Linked DNA regions of Homo sapiens: region 1 is linked to region 2. The links are chromatin contacts, found by Hi-C or POLR2A ChIA-PET in ENCODE. All regions are on one chromosome and are shown on one strand. Each heading gives the region's core, a stretch centred on a gene start or an enhancer-like site at or near the end of the contact. The rest is flanking DNA. Distances are from core to core; before and after follow the strand shown.

Evidence for each region. Hi-C counts contacts between places; a loop is a spot of excess contacts on that map. ChIA-PET counts read pairs that join two places held with the same protein, here RNA polymerase II (POLR2A). Pooled maps may share reads with other maps.
Region 1: a map of mammary epithelial cell shows a loop between it and region 2 (4-fold over the local background). The contact joins two enhancer-like sites. A Hi-C loop is called at or near these places in 4 of 168 maps with a recorded cell type or tissue (IMR-90, MCF 10A, heart left ventricle and 1 more) and 8 of 50 pooled maps. POLR2A ChIA-PET finds 5 or more read pairs at or near these places in 2 of 52 experiments (BJ and MCF 10A).

The regions. Positions count from the first base shown.
Region 1 is chr5:96,109,426-96,115,387 of GRCh38, forward strand. The region is part of intron 1 of LOC101929710 (a long non-coding RNA gene); the gene reads left to right. It also overlaps a transcript of CAST not described here. Among named protein-coding and RNA genes, the nearest start is that of MIR583, 33 kb to the left of the region's middle. Within about 2 kb of position 4,291, at least 3 of the 41 ENCODE cell types and tissues checked have a DNase peak (open chromatin) inside an H3K27ac peak, as active enhancers do; they include mammary epithelial cell, where a contact is called at or near this core.
Region 2 is chr5:96,215,765-96,222,393 of GRCh38, forward strand. All of the region lies in intron 1 of LOC101929710 (a long non-coding RNA gene), which reads left to right. It also overlaps a transcript of CAST not described here. Among named protein-coding and RNA genes, the nearest start is that of MIR583, 140 kb to the left of the region's middle. Within about 2 kb of position 4,932, at least 4 of the 41 ENCODE cell types and tissues checked have a DNase peak (open chromatin) inside an H3K27ac peak, as active enhancers do; they include mammary epithelial cell, where a contact is called at or near this core.

The sequences.
Region 1 (5,962 bases), core at 3,041-5,540, 110 kb before region 2:
TTTTTCTTTGTAATCTGGAATCTTACTAGAAAATGTTGATGAGGCTTTGAGACTCGAAGATAAATTGTTTGTTGTGGAATTTACAAATGCTTTTTGGCAGTGATCAGTTGTCCTCTAAGAGTGTTTGGCAATCTTTTGGATTCAAAATGTTGGATCTTCACTTGCTAATATTTCTGAGCAGGAGTGGGGGTGATGTTCCCATCTGTGAAGAGTCAAGAGAGGTGGGAAGGAAGTGTTCTGGCTTGAAGATTGTATCTTCTGCACACCTGTGTGGCAAAGTTGTCTGGTGGGTGGAGGATTTATTTGATGAGGGGGCAGCAAATTGAAAGAGGATGCAGAAGCGGTAGAGTAGTTTTCCCTGGGCTTTAAAAATACAAATTATTTGGGGAAGATACCACATCTTAATTCTTTATAAACTAACGTCTTAATATCATAGGAAAGAAACCACATAAAACTGTGTTTCAAAATGGTTCTATTTTAGTATATTTAAAGTACATGTAAAAATGATAAAAAAAAAAGAAAAAAAATAAAGCACCGCTTTTAGAAGAAATCGAGTGGAAATTTAGAAATTCGGAGTGAATGCAAGAAACTGTTATTGAAAATCCAGTCTGTGTCTAGCACTTTGCCAAGGCCCCTAGAATAAAAAAGTTGACTAAGATACATCTCCAGTTCCCAAAAACTCTCCATACATTAGAGAATGGGGTGACATACAACACCAAATAAATACTGTTCAAGATTGCAGATGGTTTATCAGGATAGATTTCCACAAATTACAGTGGGGGTGGCTGGTTCTGGGAAGTTTTATCATCAGGTTTTTTCTCTTGTTTTATTTACCCGTGTGCTTTTCTTGATCTTACAGTTTAATTGTATGTGTGGCTTTTTGTTCAAGTTATCTCAATTTCTTCTGAGAAGAAATATAGTTTCAAAATCAATCAATAAAGATAATCCTCTGATAAAGTAAGATCTGAATATACAAATCATGGTTACAGTAATCTTACCATTATATATAAATTACCTCTCAAACAAATGGGCCATTCAGAAAAAGGCTCAGAGTGAATTAGCTGGAGGGGTTGTCAAGGGTCATAGTTTTTACTGCTTTGAAGAGATTATCACTGGATGATTTCCTCACATTTATATAACTTCAGTCTCCTGTTCTTTTTACTCTGGCTGAGGTACAAGGAATCAGGAAAGAGAGGGCAACTGTGAGGAAGGAGCATTCTCCAGGTGGGAAGGTTAGTAAAATTAACCATACAATTACAGAATGGGGAAAATGAGGCCTGCCTAGGTGATTAGGGAAGGAGATGGTTACAAACTTGGAGATGTCTAATCTCAGTAAGCAGGTCAAAGAGGTCAGCTTTCACTTAGCAGCTCCAGAGCACAATCAGATGAGTATAGCTAAATGTTTTCAATTCTAAAAAATCAAGTCAGGGAGAAATTTTGTTTGGGCCTAATGGGAAACAGTTTCTCTGCTCACAACATTTCTGACACCAAGTATATGGATTTTCTAGACCAAGAAATTCTCGAGTTCTCTTCAGAGACCAACTGGGGATCAACAATTCAATTTAATTCTGACACCCAAGGTGAGTGCAGACCCTACAGGTTAAGGGTTCAGTCCCACAAGACTGCTCCCCACTTCTGATGCCAATCACAAGTAGTGAGTCCCCAGGTTACCTATACTTCTGACCTGGCTACGTGGACCCCTCCTCAAGTCTGATAATTTGCTATAACCACTCACAGAACTCAGAGGAACACTTCGTATTACTGGTTTATTATAAAGGATATTCTAAAGGATACAAATGAACAGTATGACAGTCAGATGAATAGGTTCATAGGACAAAGTCCAGCCAATGGTCCTAGGTACAGGAACTTCTGTATCCGTGGAATTTTGGATGCATCACCTTCCTGGCAAGTGGACACATTCACCAACCTGGACACTTTCCCAATACCTTTGCTTAGGGGTTTTATGAAGGCTCTATTATGTAGGCATGATTGATTAAATCATTGGCCTTTGGTGATTAGCTCAATCTCCAGCTCCTCTTCCCTCCCCAGATGGGGCTGAAGGTTTCAATCCTCTAAACACACAGTTGGTTCCTCTGGTAACCAGCCTCCATCCTTCAAGACTCACCTCATTAGCATAAACTCAGGTGTGGTTGGAAGTGGCTTATTATGAACAATGAAAGATGCTGCTTTCACTTCTATTACTCAGGAAGTTGCTAGTGTTTTAGAAGCTTTGTGCCAGGAACTGGGGACAAAGACCAAATATTTATTTATTATTATATCACAACATCACAGTACCTAAGAAGCAAAGCTACATTCAGCAAGTACTGATGGGAGTCAAGGTTATATGTTGGAGGGCACCAATTTATTTGTATGGATTTGCTTTATTTATTTATTTTTGTAAGTAAATAAATTTGTCTTGCTATGTTTCCCAGGTTGGTCTCAAACTCCTGACCTCAAGCAGTCCTTCCACTTTGGCCTCCCAAAATGCTGGGGTTACAAGCATGAGCCACTGTACCCAGCTGTGCATTTTTTTAAACTTTATTTTATGTAGTTTTAAAACTATATATATTTTATATAGTTTTTTATAATTAGAAATGTTAATGAGTAGTTTTCTATTTATATTATTAGTTTAATAAAAGCTTCTTTTATACAATAAGAAAAATGGACTCAATTATTAATATATTCTCAGTTATTAATAATTATATTCTAAATTACCAATTCTCAATTATTAATATTCAATCAATAATAATATGTTAATATATTCTCAATTATTAATATTCTGAGAGGTGTGTCTGGGGAAAGCCAGTGGGAATATATTACCTAATTCAGGACTCCATTTTGTCCCCTAGCAGCTATACAAATTGCAGGCATAGTGATCCTGCCTGGGAAGTAATAACCAGCCTTGTAAACTGGAACCTACTGAGTGAAAGTAAACATCAAATCATGGCAAAGATTGGTTGGCAATTACTGTAAATAAAAAATGGAACCTATTATATTGTGATTGCTTACTCCCATATCCTCCACTAGGAGGATAAATTTTGTGAGAGCAGGGACTGTATTTGACTTATTTAAAGTTACATATATATATCCTAACTGTGTATAATACATAGTTGCTATTAAAGAAAAAATATTAAATGAATAACTGGGGTAAGTCATGAAGAGGGAAGCAGAAACGAGAGAAAATTGAACTATATTTAGAGATGTTCCTTCACTTACAAATGGGTTACATCCTGATAAACCCATTGTTAAGTTGAAAATATTGTATAAATGGAAAATGCATTTAATACACCTCAGCTACCAAATAGCATAGCTTAGCCTAGCTATGATGAGCTGAAATGTGCTCAGAACATTTATGTTAGCCAACAACTGGACAAAATCATGTGACAACATAGTACAATGTAGAGTGTAGGTTGTTTACCCTCATGATCATGCGGCTGACTGGGAACTGTGGTTCATTGCTGCTGTCCAGCATGGCGGGAGATGGAGAGAGATAATATCATATCTCTTTCTATTGAATGCACATCACTTGTGCACCATAGTCAAGTTAAAAAATTATGTCAGGGACCATCTGTATTTCCCAAATTTGTTTAGAATCCTCCTTGGTTTCTCCCATAGATGGTTGATCCCATCTAGAAGGGCTTATTAAGTACCAAAGAAAGTCTTAAGTTTTGTTTCAAAGTATTGATTTATCTCTACATTGACAGCATGCTTCTTAACAGCAGGCTAGAAATTGGATTGGTGGTTTCTTTTAGTCTTAGAACTAAGACTTCAGGGCAAAGATGTGGAATTTGAGACCAAATTATGTCCTTCACCTAAAATGCACCAAATCAAATAAATTGTCTCTAGGTAATCCTTGGCATGCAGGCCTGTCTATTTTATAGAGAGTGGGTAATCCAACCCCTTCCTGAAAGTGCCTATTTAATTTATCTGAATTAAGTGGGAACAACAAACAGAAGTGTTTGAACCACAAGATAAAGTAACTGAATTGCAAAGCCAGGAATGAGTCCAGGTTAGTAGACACACATTAGGAAATGCACTGCAAAATATAAAGTGGGAGTCTTGCACCTTTGCAAGGATTAATGCTTTGAAAATATGATAGCTCAGAGAAAAAAGAAAGTTTTAGGAACTTAGTGCCATTAGGAACTTAAGGCCATTTTCTAAAGCAGCCATTCTCACCCAGAGGGCAAAAGACGCCTTTCAGCTGGAGTGGCTTTTGCCATTGCCTGGTGCCAGGGAGCTGAAGCCTTGGCAGCTGGTTGTACACAGCTCTTTCCTTGCAGGAGTGCCAGTAAGGAGAGGCTTCCAGAGCATGTCTGCACAGGAGACCAGAGAGCTCAGGTTTTTAAGTTCTAAATAAGGAGATTTATTCTGACTAAGACTCCTCCTTAGTCAATCCTTGATGACTCCAGAGATGGCAGGGCTGTTAGTTTCGTTATGTTATTTAAAAGAGTGTGTTGAAGAAAATGTTAATTGATCCAGATGACTATGTGCATTATATCACAAAAGAAAGTTCATTTTTCACACTTTTGTCATCATCAGTCCCTCTATTTTTTATACTACTAGCCTGACCTCTTAGGCTCTTCTAGAATTTCAGAGAGCCAAGAAACATGTTTTTTAAAGTACCATTTTTCAACAATAAGTGTATGAAAATAAAAACAGTTTGATCATCTTCTCTCAGCAAAGGTAAAACATTTTTAGGCAGTAAGTAAATAGAAGGTTGTTTTAAGGTGCACTAAACCTGGGCAAGGAAAAGTATTCTGGAGACAAACAAGAGCAGGAGAGATAGTAGAAGCAGAGAAGAAATCTGGGTGGGATATTCTACAACCCTGTGACCCCTAGAGTGGTCTGTGGACCAGCAATGTCTACAACACCTGGCAGAATTCAGTCCTCTTATCCCTCCAACCCACTGAATCAGAATCTGATTCTTAAAAGGATTCCCAGGGGATTTGTATGTACATTGAAGTTTGAGAGCTCAGCTCTTGGAGCCCAGAGAGGAAGAGTTCTGAGTAAATCTGCCACCACTGAGGCTCTCAAACTTTGGTGAATATAGGAAACTCGTGAAAAGGTTACTAAAAAGGAGTGTTTACGGGTCAAAGAGGTTCTGATTCTATAGACTTGTGTGGTACCTTGAAAATCTGTATTTCTAACAAATTTTCCAGGGCTTCTGACACATATGATCATTGAACCACATGTTAAGAAACCTCTACTGCTGATTTCATGATTTAATGAAGGAAGACTATGCTTACTAAATAATACCCACTGAAGCAGCAGGCCATAAGAGGCTTTCTGCCTGGGAGAAGCGTAATGGAGTTGCCTGTCTAAGATATAGTTACTGGTTGCAGGGCCCCTAAGACCTCATCTTTCTAGACTGATCTGTGTTCTAATCACATTGAGCTCTCCAGTTTCCCAAAACTAGCCACATGCTTTGCAATGCTGTTTTCTCTGCTCAAGTTTCTGAGTCAGTTTGGATTCTTGTTTAAGGTATGTACTAGTGGTGTGACCTCAAGCAAGTGACTCACAATGTGTTACACTCAGTTTGCTCATATGTAAAATGGGTTCTGTAGTATCTGTCTCATGGGGTTATCGCAACAATTACAAGAGAAATGGCCCATGTAAAATATATAGATAGCAGAGTGTATAGCATTTAACAGATATTTAGTACATGATCATAACTATTGCTTGCATTCTTTCTTGTCTGAAGAACTCCCGTTTTTCCTCCAAAACTTAGTTGCTCTTTGTAAGTCCTTGACAAGCTCCCCACTACCACTATGAAGTTGCTCACACATCTGTGCTCTCAACAGTACTTAAACATTTCTCTCTGTGTCCCTTGTGATATGTTGTTATTCGTTCTCTTTCTTTCTGCTGAACTGTGAGCTCATCAAAACAAACAATAAAAACAAACCCTGTCTTATCTGTCTGTATAGTGTTAGCACCACACACCTAATGATAAAGGCAAGGTGAT
Region 2 (6,629 bases), core at 3,682-6,181:
TCACCTAATAAATAATAAATATATTTTTCTCTTATAATTTTCATTTATTTATGTATTCGTTGAGACAGAGTCTTGCTCTGTCACCCAGTCTGCAGTGCAGTAGCATGATCTCAGCTCACTGCAACCTCTGCCTCTCGGGTACAAGTGATTCTCATGTCTCAGCCTCCCGTGTAGCTGGGACTACAGGCACACGCCACCACACCCAGCTAATTTTTGTATTTTTAGTAGAGATGGGTTTTTTCCATGTTGGCCAGGCTGGTCTCGAACTCCTGGCCTCAAGTGATCTGCTCACCTAAGCCTCCCAAAGTGCTGGAATTACAGGTGTGAGCCACTGTACCTGGCCATGATTTTCTTAATAAGATTTATTTTCTCTAGCTTGCTTTATTGTAAGAATACAGTATATAGGACATAAACAAAATATGTGATTTGACTGTTTATGTTATCAGTAAAGCTTCTGGTCAATAGTAGGCTATTAGCAGTTAAGTTTTGGGGGAGTCAAAAAAATTATATGTGGATTTTCAACTGCAAAGAGGCCAGCTCCCCTAACCCCCACATTGTTCAAGGGTTAACTATATATGAAAAAAATCCAACCTCACACGGGTAAGTAATAAATTGCTTTTTAAAAATGTGGATATTCTTCTTTATAATACACCAAGAGTTGAAAAGTGGTAGTGTCTTAAAGATTGGTTTCAGTATGGATTCTGAAACCATGTCAATGAACTTCCCATTTTCTATGAAATTAAAATCCACTGGTCTACCTTGTACTTTGAGTGGATCTTTTACCCACACATGATTTTGTGTTATACATTGGTGATTTGGGCAATATTCATTCACTGAATTACTCAGATCCTACAAATGTTTCAATATTTCTTTATATAATACTTTTTAAAATCAGGAAGTCTTCAAGATCATGGTGGTGGATATGTTTTCCAGAACTCTAATTTTAGTTTGAAAGCTCAAGTTTTATCATTAGCATCAAATGCTGACAGTTGCTTTTCTGGAAGTTACAGGCTCACTTCATTTATTTTTGAGAAAATGTTTGCCAAGTACCTAAGTCTGAATAACAACAGTTTTCCCGTCATTCCTTTAAATAAAATTGCTTTTCATGACAAAAGTGACTAGTTTAACTTAACAACTCAACTGATTCTCCTCATGAGCTCTTTTTATCCATTGTGCTTTCTGTTGCAGAAGTATTTTATAAGCACTTTACATCACACAGAAAATATTAAAAAGATGTGTACTCAAGAGTTGAGAAGTAATAAAATTATTATTTTTTTATTTTTAGTTTTTTAGAGACAAGGTCTCACTCAGTTGCCCAAGGTGGAGTGCAGTGGTGCAATCATAGCTCCTTGTAGTCTCGAACTCCTGGACTCAAGTGATCTTCCTACCTCAGCCTCTGAAATAGCTGGGACTACAGGTATACACCACCATGCTAGCTAATTTTTTTTTTTTTTTTTATAGAGATGAGGTCTTGCTTTGTTGCCCAGGCTGGTCCTATACTTCTGGCTTCAAGTGATCCTTCTGCCTCAGCCTCCCAAAGTGCTCGGATCATAGGCATCAGCCACTGCGAGTGGCCAAATTAAATTTTTTTTTTTTAACCAAGAACATTATTAAGTTAAACTAGCTTTATGGAAAATAATTGTTTCTTTCTGTTGATTGGTAGTGCATGGTGTTGAAAAGTAAGACAGTGATGACTATAACCATTTGGTGCCGCTCCCTTGATTTGTGGTAAGGTACCAGCCATTTTTCCCACTATTGCTTTTGTGCTATCAGTGCAATGAAAAAGGCAAATTATGTGTTCCTGTACTTATGAAAATAGTTTACTTCTGGATCACACTTGTGAACCACACTTTGAGAACAGCTACTGGACAAAAATGTGAATGGATGATCTATTACTATGCACAACAATATGGATGAGTGTCAGAAATATAATGCTGAATGACGGAAGCCAGACCCAAAATAATACAGGCTCCAGGATCTTTTATATCTAAAGTACAGAAACAGGAAAAACTTAACTTTGGTGTTGGTAATTAGGAGAAGGGTTATCCTTAGGGATGCTGAGTGGAATGAGGCATGAGGCATGGTTTGCTGTGAATGTTCTTTCCTGAGCTAGACATTGGTTACGAGGGTCTGTTCAACTGTGAAATTCATTAGCTGTACGCTTATAATATGTACACTTTCTGTGTGTATGCTATATTTCAATGAAAAGTTCAGAAAATAATACTTACGTTCTTGTGTTTTGTCTCCTACCTCAGTTAATTGAAAGTTCTGGGGGGTGGCCTCTGAGTAGTAATAATCAAGAAAAAGTGACTGTTTGCTTTTTTCGATGCTAGCAATATTAGCTGTTTAAAAGGTTTTGCATGGGTTCAAATTACAGTCTATCGTTTTTAGGATGCTATGTGACTCACACTAGGTGAACACTGACCATGTTTTCCTATGGAATTTTTTTAAATGCAGTATATGTGGTTGGATGCAAGCTGTCTATGGGTTTCTGACCTTCAATGCAATTTTATATTTTCAGTTGATTGTTGTATCTGGAAGGAGATCATAATGAAGCAGAGGCCCTATATTATGCCTGTGGTCCAGCAGAAGGGGCTGGCTGACATGGAAATAATGTATTACATTTATTCATGCTATGGCATAATGAACTAAAAATATTCTGCTGGAGAGGTAGAATTAGAACCAAAAAACATTTTAGGCATTTGGCCTTTGCTAAAATAATATTTCTCTCCCAGTCTTCTCTTCCACCTTCCCTACACATTTAAGTTTTCTTCCTCTTCCAGCTTGGCTAAGGCCCTGCCTCACCCACAAAGCCTTTCCCAACTTCTGCTGCCTGTGGCTACCTCCCCTCTTCTGAACTCAGCACTCTTTTATATTGCCGACCCTCCAGTTTATTTGTTCATTAATTTAATTTATGTTGGTAAACTTATCTAACTCCTACATGTGCTAGGTTTAGGATCCAAAGACAAATATTTCAGACGAGCTGGATAGAAAGACAAGTGAAAAGCTCACTTCAATAAGGTCTGGCAAGTGTGACACTAGAGAGAGGCACAGCAGGCCGGGAGAACACACTGGGAGGCACCAAGTGGGTCAACATCAGGGGAAGTTTAGAGTCAGGCAGCCCTCAACTTGAGCCTTTGCTTTGTTATGTACTGTGTGGGGTGTTTGGCAAGTTACTTAAGGTCACTAAATCTCAGTTTCTTCAGGTGAAAAGTGGAGATATTAGGTGTTCCTATCTTAGGGGCATTGTGAGGAATAAATGAAGCTGTGTGCAGAACAGCTACGTAGTATATGCCTGGCACAGGATAAGTGCTCAGTTAATGTGAGGTATTATCACTATTATTTTTTATGTGTATGATTTCATGGCCCATGTGGTGAATTGTTTGAGCTATGTCATGACAGATATATAATGTCAATTTAACCAAAAATTTTCATTTGTATTTCTTGAACTCATAGAGGTTCAGGCTTAGCACATAATCACACTCCTCAAGAACATCTCTTATTTTTCTTCCCCATCTACTTCTATTATGCATTCAGGAGCTGGCCTTCCTAAGACGCTTCATTCAAAACTATTTTTTGGTTCTCATCCATTTTGCCCCTGTCTCATAGCCCCAAAGTGGCTGTCACAAACCTATGAGACAGGCATTATACCCATTTTATAGATAAAGGAAGTGAGCCTCAGAGAGCTACTAAATAACTGATCCAAGATTATACAGCTAATAAGTGGCATTGCCTAGTCCATGTCAAAGTTGCCAGCCTGGCCAGGCATGGTGGCCCATGCCTGTAATCCCAGCACTTCGGGAGGTTGAGGCAGAAGGATTGCTTGAGCCTAGGAGGTCAAGGCTTCAGTGAGCCATGTTTGTGCCACTGCACTCTGGCCTGGGCAACAAAGTGCGGCCTTGTCTCAAATAAAAAGAAGGAAGGAAGGGAAGGAAGGAAAGGAGGGAGGGAGGAAGGAGAAAGCAAGAAAGGGAAGGAAGGAAGGCAGGCAGGCAGGAAGGAAGGAAGGAAGAAAGGAAGGAAGGAAGGAGAGAAAGAAAAGAAAAAAGAAAAGGAAAAGAAAGAGAAAGGTAGGTGGTTGGCATGTTTAATATCTCTTAAATTCCTTCTCATTGTCTCCACAGAAGACCCCACTCTGTCTCCTGCTAAAGGTCTGTCAGAGCCTGTACAAAGGTTTTAAGGTCACTTTCTTTTGGAGCAGGATGTCTGAAGCTGATGCTGTATGTTGCCCAATGAACAGCCATTCCTTTCCCCTTTCTTCCTTGTTGTTAAAGCCTGTCTCCCACGACAGAGACTGAAAATGCTAAATACTAGTTTTCCCTGCCTCTTTGTTGCTATGGTGTGGGTCTGTGACTCAGTCCTGGCTAATGGGACGTGAGGAGAAGTTTGCTCAGAGGCATCTGAAAAGGGTTTGTCTCCTTAGTACAAAGATATAAGAGGAGTCTCTACTCTCTTCCTACCCTTCCTGTTTTGAACATTGCTTTGTGAAGACATGATGCTTCGGGCTGTGGCAGCCATCTGGTGTCTATAATGTTTTGTGCCCCCTCTTCATGCATTTTAATCTCAGATGGTAAAAGACACCCTCAAGTACACTAGGACTTACCTATAATTAATTGAGCTATTCAGAACATGTTATGTAAATGTTAACATGACCATGGTAAAGAATAGAATATTTTAATGGAAATGTTTGTGAGGAGGAATAAACCTTTGAAATTATCTAGATTATCAACTCTTCATTTCACAGAAAAAAGAAACTGATACCCAAAGCATTTAAACATCTTTCCTAAAATTATACTTGGTTAGTGACAGAGTCTGGCATAGAAGCTAGGCCTTCTGACTCTGTTTCAAACATTATTTCTGTAAGACATTTTTTGATGAATAAGACATCACTCAGTTGGAGCTGTGCTACTTAAAATATTTGTGACGAGTAAGTGACCATCTGAAGTGATTCAACTTGTTTGATTCATTTTGTTTCTAAATAGTTCTAAGCTTAGTTGGCTATTTAGTGAGACTACCTGACATCCTTTTTTTCTGAGAGTCTTTCTTGAGTTTAGTAAGTTGTTTGAAACAAAAGTACCAAGATTTCAGTCATTCTGCAGCAGAGAAACCAACATTCCGTGATGCCCTTTGTCGGTATGATATTAGTCAGAGAAGGAAGAGTTGCATCACTCCCTAGTGCCATTATTTGTAATTGTGTGCTTCACTAAAGGAGATTACAATTAATTTTATTCACAACATATATTTTCAATGTTAAATTTAACAGAGTTTAGGTCATTATGGATTACTTGAATGTCACTTTGCCCTCCCTTGGCCTGTTGTGGATTGATTTGTAGTCTCTAAGAACATATTCTGAAGTCCTAATCTCTGGTACCTAGAAATGTTACCTTATTTGGAAATAAGGTCTTCACAGATGTAGTCAAGTTAAGTATCCTTGTCATATTGAAGACAAGGATCTCCACTCTTACCACTCCTATTCAACATAATACTGGAAGTCCTAGCCAGAGCAATCAGGCAAGAGAAAAAAATAAAGGGCATTCGAATTGGAAAAGAGGAAGTAAAATTGTCTCTCTTTGCAGGTTCTTATGTTAAGAAAACCTAAAGGCTCCATCATAACCCTCCTAGAGCTGGTAAACAAATTCAGTAAAGTTGCAGGATACAAAATCAATATACAAAAATCAGTAGTGTTTATATACACCAATAATGAAATAGCTGAAAAAGAAATCAACAAGGCAACCCCATTTACAACAGCTGACAAAAAATAAAATATCTAGGAATAAACGTAACCAAGGCAGTCAAAGATTGCTATAAGAAAAACTACAAAACACTGATGAAAGAAGTTGAAGAGGACACAAACAAATGGGAAAACAGTCCACACTCATGGACTAGAAGAGTCAATATCATTAAAATGACTGTGCTGCTCAAAGCAATATACATATTCAATGCAATCTCTATCAAAATACCAATGTCATCTTTCACAGAAATAGAAAAAAAATCCTAAAATTTATTTAGAACAAAAAAAGAGCCAGAAGAGTCAAAGGAATCTTGAGCAAAAAGAACAGAACTGGAGGTAACACACCACCTGACTTCAAAGTATATTACAAGGCTATAGTAACCAAAACAGCATCGTATTGGTATAAAAATAGACACACAGTCGACGAGGAACAGAATAGAGCACCCAGAAATAAATCCACGTATTTACAGCCAACTGATTTTCAACAAAGGTGCCAAGAACATACACTGGGGAAAGGACATGCTTTTTAATAAATAGTGTTGGGAAAATTAGATATCCATATGCAGAATAATAAAACTGGACCTCTATCTCTCCCCACATACAAGAATCAACCCAAGATGGATTAAAGATTTAAATGTAGGACATGAAACTATAAAACTACTAGAAAAAACCATAGAGAAAATACTTCAGGACATATGGTCTAGGCAAAAATATTATGGCTAAGACCTCAAAAGCACAGCCAACTAAAACAAAAATAGACACATGGGACTATATTAAACTAAAAAGTATCATCAGAGCAAAGGAAACATCAACAGAGTGAAGAGACAACCTGTTGAATGGGAGAAAATATTTGCAAACTATTCATCAAACAAGGGACTAATATCCAAAATATACAAAG